2 separate regions of the Homo sapiens genome follow, and region 1 is linked to region 2. A link is a loop called in an ENCODE intact Hi-C map of the cell type or tissue named here. Cell type or tissue: HCT116. All regions are shown on one strand. Links, peaks and the distances in the headings refer to the core of each region. The heading gives the core; the rest is flanking DNA. Region 1 has its middle 160 kb from the start of POLR2M. Region 2 overlaps AQP9 (aquaporin 9).

Region 1 (4,398 bases), core at 231-4,230, 320 kb before region 2:
TTTCTCTTAATTCAGTCTTCTCCTTGCAGAGGCTTTTTCTTAAACTCAAGCTTTCCCTGGCAAACTCAGAACAGGATGAAATGATCTGGCAAAGGGAAATGAAGAGGAGGAATTATCCAGGGGATTTGATCCTTGTGGTCATTTTTCAGACAAAAATGTTCCATCCATCCCTTTCTTCAAGAGCAGGAATTTGGTACCTGCAATATCCAGATCATTACATTACTTCTCTTGGCATTTGAAAAGAAAATTGTTTTGTGTGTCTGTGAGAAAGAGATTTAATGTATTTATATTCCTTTGATGCCTACTTCCCCTCTGAGTTTCTATTACCACAACCAATGATCCCCCTGCATGTAGTTTTGTAATGTGAAGCCCACACATAGAGTTTTTTTTTTTTTAAGTAAAATTGAGCTTCTAAAATTACCTAAGAGCTGCCAATTCTGAAAATTAACCTCTGTTTAATTAGTTTTGAATGACAACAAACCCAAACTAGTTAAGGTAGAAGCTGAGAGGAAGGAGTACTATGGGAGTTTTCACATTGAATCTCCTGTGTGGCCCTCAAACCAAAGTTTCAGGAGAATGCTGCCAAATAAAAGAGTGGATGATTAAGTGGAAATTAGGAAAACTTTTGTAAAATTGACAAAGGAAAGTCAGAACATTTCAAAGTTTTCTCAGAACTGAATAACAATATAGATCTTCCCTGTCTTTTTCTACCTCTCCCCGCAAGACCTGAGTGCCGGTCATTTTTTAGAAAAGGTGCTCAAATTGACACTTTGGAGATTTCCAGTGCCTTCTATGTGACATGTTTAAGTGCAGGGCTGTGAGGTGAGCACTGATACCATCCCCATTCATTTCAAAGGCTTAGTGCACTATTCAGGCTCGCGGTGAGGGCCCAGTTGATGCTAGCCACTATTACTCTATTAATTTGTGGGAGTAACCAGCCCTTCTGCTTGGGACTGGAACCATTTCTGATTGGTTGGTAATTGCTTTACTATGTTTTGAATGGTGGCACTTAGTGGGCAGAGTTTTCTAGTAAAATCTCAATAGGTATAAAGTGTACAGGTGTCTTCGTAACTTGTTTATAAGCTTACTTGAAGGTAAAGATATTGTTCCATCGATCTTTGTGGCTCACACAGCACGTAGCACAGTAGTTTTCCATAGTAGGTCCTCAAAGAAACTTTTAAATAATAAAATGAAACCTCTGTGTGTAAAGCCATAGACGTGCTTGGTTGGTTTTGTGAAATCTCGTGTCTAAGCAAAAGGCTGATCGACATGGAAGGGTGATGATACCTGAAGAAATGAGCAAAGGTGCCCCCCAACAGAACCTTCCATGATGATGGAAATGTTCTGACCTATGTTGTCCACTAGGGGAGCCACCAGCCACCAGTGAATGCTGAGCACCTGGAATGTGGGTACCATGGCTGAAGTACTAAATGTTCAAGTTTATTCAATTTTAATTAATTTCACTTGGAAGTTACAGAGCCACATGTGGCTAGTGGCCCCTATACTGAACAGCATAGCACAGGCCTAGACCTCCAGTTGAGAATCTGGCAAAAAGGCCCATTTCAGTTGTAGCCATTGAACAAAAGCAGTGATCTCAAAGTGTACCCCTCAGTCAGCAGCATCGGCATTGCCTGAGAACTTTATTAGACTTGCACGCTTTTGGAGCTCATGCTACACCTTCTGAAACAAATTCTGGGGATGAGGCCAAGCAATCTGTATTTTTACAATCCCTTTGTGGTTCTGATGCACCCTCCCATTTGAGAACCTCTGATCTAATTTAAAATTAAAGCAAAATGAGATTCTGATCTACGCTGGTCACCTTTTCTCTGGCAGTGGTTCTCAGACCTCACCAGTGTGGCCTAGCTGCGTGAGAACCCCCAGGCCAATTTGTTACACATACACCCCCCCACACACTACCGAGTTCTACCCTTTAGGGATTCTGATTTTGAATATCTGGACTAGATCAGAAATCTCTACTTTTTTTTTTTAAAGCTCTGAGATACTTTTCATTCACAGCCAAATTGGGGAACCACTCTTAGATCCGGTCAGAGGGTCTCTGGAATTTTATCTCTGATCACGGCAGGACTTGATCCACTCCATTAACCTATGTCCTGTCCCTCCTTTCCTCCTGAGGCCAGTGGAGAAAGGGACCCCAACCTCACTGACTTTCACAGAGCGTTTTTACATCTGCCATTAGATCAAAAAGGTTGCACTAAGGCCCCTGGGCGCCAGGGGGCTCTGTGGAGACTTTGGGCTTCAGGCTTTTCTGTTGGGTTCTAGACTGTTTTGCAAACTATCCGTGTCCAAGAACCAGGTTTTTCCCCTAAGCTTTTACAGACCATTACTTTTTAAAAATGCAATAAAAGTTACTAGAAAGACACAATAAAGACATAGAAAATACAAGGCCTGATTTTCTCCAACAGTGTTACTGTGAACATTGTAAAATATATAAAAAGTCGAAATAATTGCTTTGTACAGTGAACACCAATATACCCACCACCTGGATCCTACCATTAGCATTTTGTTATATTTGCTTTATTATTTATTGATCCGTGTTTCTATCCATTAATCCAAGTTTGGTTTTTTTTTTGTTTTTTGTTTTTTTTTGTTTTTTTATGAACTTAAAGTAAGTTGCTGACATTAGTGCACTTCACCCCTGGACAGTTCAGTATACATATCACGGACGATGTTTCAATTTTTTTTTTTTTTTTTTTTTTTTTACTTTAGTAGAGACATGGTTTCACCATGTTGGCCAGAACGGTCTCGAACTCCCTGGCTTTGAGTGATCCGCCCACCTTGACCTCCCAAAGTGCTGGGATTACATGCGTGAACCACTGTGGCCAGCCAGGTTTCAATATTTTTACGAATTTTTTTTTTTGAGGCATACTTCACATACTGTGAAATGCACAGATCTTAAATGTACTATTCAAAAAAGAATCTTCAGAAATGCATATACTTGTCTAACCTCAAACAGTAACAAGATACAGAGCTTTTCCATCATCCAGAAGGTTCTCTTGTGCACCTTAGCAGCCAATTTGCACAACAGTTTAACCATAAGTCCTAATTTTTTTTATTATTTGATTCAAGAATAAAGTTAGTTTGTCAAACTGCCATTAGATTTTCTAAATACACATTTTAAATTCCTGAACTTACCTCCTCATGCACTGGTGATAAGCAGCTCCTGAACAGCCTCGCTGGGGGACCACTGTGTAAGTAAAGCCTATTCTGAGATGCTGGGTTCACAGCCCAGGGCCCTGTGACCGTATTCAAAGTCCACTTGCTTGGAAGTCTCCAAAGCTCATCTCTCTGATGGGCACATCCTGTGACGTCCTCTGCATATTCCCTGTGCTCTTGTTGTTTTCACCTCCAAAGGGAAGGAGAGATTACATGGTGCGGTGGGTCTGTAGGGAGAATGAGAGGAGCTCCTTTCTTTACCCTCTCCCTTCTCTGCTACCCTGCAACGGAAGCAAAAGGGACCCCACGGTGGGACTCCCATCGCCAGGAATAATTCCCCCAGGAAACCTTGCAGGCTTCTCCCCCTTCACAACCTCCATGTCTGCAGGTGGTCTCCGTGCCTCAGCAGGGGGCAAAAGGTGGTGCTGCCGCCTCAAGACTGCGGAAGGCTGAACTGTGGGCGGTGATTCCCACCACAAGTTCTTCTAGAACAAGGCATCTTCCTTTTATCCACACCTGAAGTGGGGTCTTACCTAGACACTGGTGTGTTTGGTTACTTCACCTTAAAATGAGTTTGTGGCACCTGAGAGATGCTCTCAGACTCCCCCGCAAACACGGCTTTCAGAGCTGCGGCTCTCAGGATGAAGTTTTGGGATTGCAGGCCGGTCCTCTGGAGGGCTATCGGGTTGGCTCTGTGAAACACTCAGCTATCCCACAAAAAACGATGGCGTGTGTGCTGTGGGAAATGCATCCACTGCAGGCTAGAAGGCTCATACCGCAGTAAGCTGTGGCTCCTGCCCTGAGAGCCTAAGGTCTGATAGGGGAGGGAAAGTGTGAATGGCCAGTACAACAGTGAGACCTCACACTTACTAGGTTCTTACTATGTAACGTTTTGTAAAGGAGAAAACCAAGGCACAGAGAGATTAAATGACTCTCCCAAGTTCCTACAACTCATTAGTGGTGTGTCTGGAATTGGTTCCTTCCTGTGGGTTCTTGGTCTCGCTGACTTCAAGAATGAAAACACGGACCCTGTGGTGAGTGTTACAGTTCTTAAAGATGGTGTGCCCGGACTTCCTTCCTTCTGGTGGGTTTGTGGTCTTGCTTGACTTCAGGAGTGAAGCCACAGACCTTCGCAGTGAGCATTACAGCTCTTAAAGGTAGAGCACACCCAAAGAGTCAGCAGCAGCAAGACTTATTGTGAAGAGCGAAAGAACAAAGCTTCCA
Region 2 (4,398 bases), core at 256-4,255:
ATGGATCTCTTGTATCTTTCCAATGGAGCATCAAAAACATATGTCCTAAGGATCTCCTTATTCCCAGAGCCCAGAATTCGCCCATGAGTTTCCCTTAATTCCACCATCCAGAGTCTCAGTCTTGGAGACCAAGCTCTTCTTCCACCCCCTTTGAGACCTCCTTGGTGATTCATTCAAAAGTCAAAGAGACATGGTGGTTCCAAAACAGATGGAGATCTTGCCCAATGTCCCTTTGCTCTGTTAAGTATATGTTAGGAGAACTCACGTGAAGGAAAATGTTGGAATCACCTAATGTCCCATGTCCTTAGCTAGCATCAGGATCTTTTCCCTTCCATGGAGTCATTTATTCATTCATGCAGCTACTTGATATCTTACTCAAGGCTCTCCACTAAAGATGATAAGACCTAGTTTCTGTCCTTCACTGTTGTGTTTATATTCTACTTAAGAGGTTATTCCAGAAGCTCTTACACAAGGTTGAAGCAGTCAAGTGCCATTAAAGAGATTTGACTAATTAACTCCAGGAGTTTAGAGGTCTACAGCTCCAAATTTAAGAATTATGGGAGTGGAAGTGGGAACATTTATAGTATTTGGATATGCTTAAACAAGCAACAGAGGGGTTATCTCAGGCAGAGAGAACCGTTATTCAAAGACACAATGTTAAAATCACAAGTGATCTAGTCTAGCTGGAAGGGTGCAGAAAGAAAGTTGGAAAGGGCCGTTGTCAGATCATAGAGGACCTGGACTCCCAGAATGAGAATTTTGGCTTTTCTTCTGCTCCCTGTTTTGTAGGTTATAGGGAGTAGCAAAGTATTTGGGGCAGAAGTTTGGCAGGTTTAGAATGTCAATTTAGCAAAATTAATCTGGCATCATCCTATAAGACTGATTGAAAAAGGAGAGAGTGGGGAAGTAGAAACCCATTAGGAAAGAGCAGGGTTGGCTGGTAATCCTCAACCAAAAATTTCTCCCCAAAACCTTTGAGGGACAACAGGCTTCCAAAGTGTTCTTAGAGTGTCTCATTTCCTCAGAGTTCTATATTCAAGGGAAATCCCTCAGTAGATATCCTAGCTTGGACCTACACCTAAGGTCTTAGAAAAAAAACAAGGCTACCTTGTTCCCAGGTCCCCATGTACTCCTGAACGGCAAGCAGTGGAATGATGGCAGGTACAGCGAGATGCCAGAGGGTTTGATGAGGGCAAGAGTCAACAGACCCTGGCCAAAGACTCTTGGTTTTTCCTTTAAATGTTAAGATGTTTCCCATCAAATTTCTCTCCACTTATTCACATTGTTAATGACTTAATCAGTGAAAGCTCTCAGGAGTATTATTAAATTTTTCAAATAGTTGGCCCAAAGTATTGAATCCCTAAAGATGGTCCTTTAGACAGTTAACATACACATGTTCCTGGCATCTCCCGAATCATAGTGTGCAAATGATCACTATTTGTGTGCATATAGGACTAGGCTAGGCAGGTAACCACATCTGAGCGCCTCCATTTGTGACTTGTGAACCTGATACAACATGTCCAATCTGATAAAATAAAAAGCATCCAGCCAGTGAAGAGGACGTGTACCCTGGCTGATATCTTGGACCTTCATCTGCTAAATGACAGGAAGAAATTTGCCATAAAAGGAAATGATGGACCCAACAGGTAGCTTATACTCCCTTCATGTTTTGACCTCTAGAGAAGACTTCAAGTCTTTACAGCCAAACGGGAGAGGCAGCCACCCTCCATGTGCCTCCCCTAGAAAAATCCATCTGGATTTGGGGCCTGGGGAAGGGCACTGTGAGGGCGGCCGAGTACAGCATCCTCGCTGCCGTGTGGTAAGAGTGACATCTGGTGGCTGCCATGCTCAGGCTCAGTGCTCTTCCATCAACCCTGCAAGGGCAATGGAGGACTTCGGAGACCACTTAGGTGCCCCAGGTGGAAGGGACCATGCAGATGAAGGAAATGGAGCTCACGATGGGGAATGGGGGTTTGATTTGCTCAAAGACCTTCTAGATAATCTTGAGATTAGACTTAGTTTCCTGGATTCTAGGACAGGGTTCTTGTGTCCTGCTTATTTCCTTTATCGTTCTTTCTAATCAAAGTTTGAGATATACAAAAGGCCACATGGAACATATGTGTAGTTATTCAGCATAATGATGAAAAGAAAAGCTATGGGTCCTTCTAGAATCCAACTAGAACACTGAAATTCTTACATGCCTCTGGGTACTCCTCTTGTCTCCCATCCCCTCTGCATTTATCCTGAAGTTTTGTGTTTTCCATTCCCCTGCTTTTTAAAAATACTTTTATCTTAAATGTATATATCCTTAAACAATATACTGTATAATTTGTTTGCTTTCCTGATCCTTTCTAAGAAATTATTTACATGGATTTTCTCTCTCCAAAGAAGATGGTGACAACTCACAAAGATACCTGCTTTTCCCCAGAACTATAGCTTTGCTGTAATGTACTAACATTGAGGATTTCTGGAAGAGAGAGAGCCATGGCATGACAGCCTTATCAGAGGGTAGCCTCAAGCTAAGATCTTAAAAAATAAGTACTGATTTAAATTATATTTAGAAGGCAATTCACACATCCACCTTAGATTTTTTAAAAATTCATTCATTCATTGAAAAACATTTCCTGATTGATTAGTTTGATTGTCCTCATACACTAATGATGCCCAGGAATCTCTCCACATTCTGCTTGTAATCCACAGGAATCATTATTTCAGGATGAGGGAAAGGCAATTCTGAATAATTGACCTGAACTTTCTTAGGGGCCCTCAATCTTAACGATGGGCTCAGGCACTATATTTTATAAAAAGAAAATAAATAAGACATAATATCTCACAAATATTAGTAGGACAATTAAATAGATCATCTGAAATCAGGTGTAGTGGAAAGTCAAGGATGGCAGTTGCCATGCTGCACTGAGCCCCCCTTATACTTAGCTCTTGCTGAGTTAAGAGGGAACCATGAGTGTGAGAAAGACTAACAAGTGAGTGAAAAACTAGACAGTAATACCAGGAGGAAGGCCAAGAAATGTATCACTAATTTCTTGTTTGATTTCAGAGCTGGAAACAACTTCTGGTGGATTCCTGTAGTGGGCCCTTTGGTTGGTGCTGTCATTGGAGGCCTCATCTATGTTCTTGTCATTGAAATCCACCATCCAGAGCCTGACTCAGTCTTTAAGACAGAACAATCTGAGGACAAACCAGAGAAATATGAACTCAGTGTCATCATGTAGTGGCATGCTCAGCTCTGGATTTGCAGTCAGTTTGGGATTCTCTTCAGAAAGATGGCATCTAAGTGTCTGTGTTCTTGTAAGCCTGAGGTGGAATCCACCCAGTTTTGTCTGCTAGCCATATGGGACATCTAATTGGAAAAGCATCTGCATAAAAGTTTGGAAACAATGACCACTTCTCTACCATTGTCCCCCACCCCCACCCCCCAGAATAACGCTGACTGTCCCCTGAAACAGCCTTCTCTCCTGCCCTGTTTATTTCATCCTCGATGGGAATTCTTGCTAGGTAAGCACTAATAACTCGGCATCTTGACGATAGTCCCATTTGGGTGGTTTCAGCTGCACTATCTGTATGAAATGGTGTCACCAAAACCCTTTTCTTCAGTATCGACAAAGATTACATTCTGAGTACCAACCAAACCCTAAATTGAAAGACAAAACTATGGTTTCAGTCAACATATTCATGAATTAGGGAGCTAATGGGTTAAGCTTCCAGTTCCCGCTATGCTACTGGATTTGTATAAATACTGATATTCTCCAAACCTAGTGGTGTAGGGAGCAAGAGAATGCAGCTGGAAGGCACAAGGGGAGGACATTGTGGCATTCAGAAACTGCAGGAGACAAGATGAATTTGAGAAGCCAAATGGAATTTTTAATGGAAACCATTTATCAGATTAATCTCTTGCTCTCCTGCATTTTAGAGGACACCAATTAATTTCCTGGTCTTTAGTATATAATAACCTAAAATACCATTGTAACCTCAGTCATGAAAAATACATCACTCTGTCTTTTTAGCTCAAATGTATTTTCCTAATTGCCCACTTGAGAACAGACATTTGACAAGTTATATCAACGACTGTGCTTGTCCATTATTTTACACATGCCCTAGAAGCCAAAACTGAAAGCCACTGGATCCTGGTCTAGCTGAATCTTCAGAGTGGGAGGTCTCCAAAAAGATATTACCTTATTGGGCTTAACAATTCACAAGGCACTTTCACACCCATTATCTAATTTAATCCTCATAATGACTATGTGAGGCAAATGCCACATTGCCCATTTTTCAGATAAAGAAACAAAATCTTAGGGAAGATAAGTTGAGTTGTCCAAGAGCACACTGAAAGTTGAATGTTATCTAATGCATTCCTCTACCTTTCAGAAGATCAGTAGCTGG

Evidence for each region. Peaks named below come from ENCODE experiments on the same cell type or tissue, not always from the same donor. Only the 100,000 strongest peaks of a DNase experiment are listed, where the experiment ranks them.
Region 1: it touches region 2 in a loop (7-fold over the local background); 36 of 110 quality-filtered maps call a loop at or near these places.

The regions. Positions count from the first base shown.
Region 1 is chr15:57,864,121-57,868,518 of GRCh38, forward strand. No RefSeq gene overlaps it. Among named protein-coding and RNA genes, the nearest start is that of POLR2M, 160 kb to the left of the region's middle. In HCT116, for the core only: CTCF peaks have their summits at 1,371 and 2,236 (motif pointing right); a DNase peak (open chromatin) is centred at 2,221.
Region 2 is chr15:58,180,906-58,185,303 of GRCh38, forward strand. It overlaps AQP9 (aquaporin 9), which reads left to right. Exons shown (of 6, transcript NM_020980.5): 6 at 3,056-4,398. The coding sequence ends at 3,230. Among named protein-coding and RNA genes, the nearest start is that of AQP9, 45 kb to the left of the region's middle. In HCT116, for the core only: CTCF peaks have their summits at 1,835 (motif pointing left) and 2,037; a DNase peak (open chromatin) is centred at 1,866.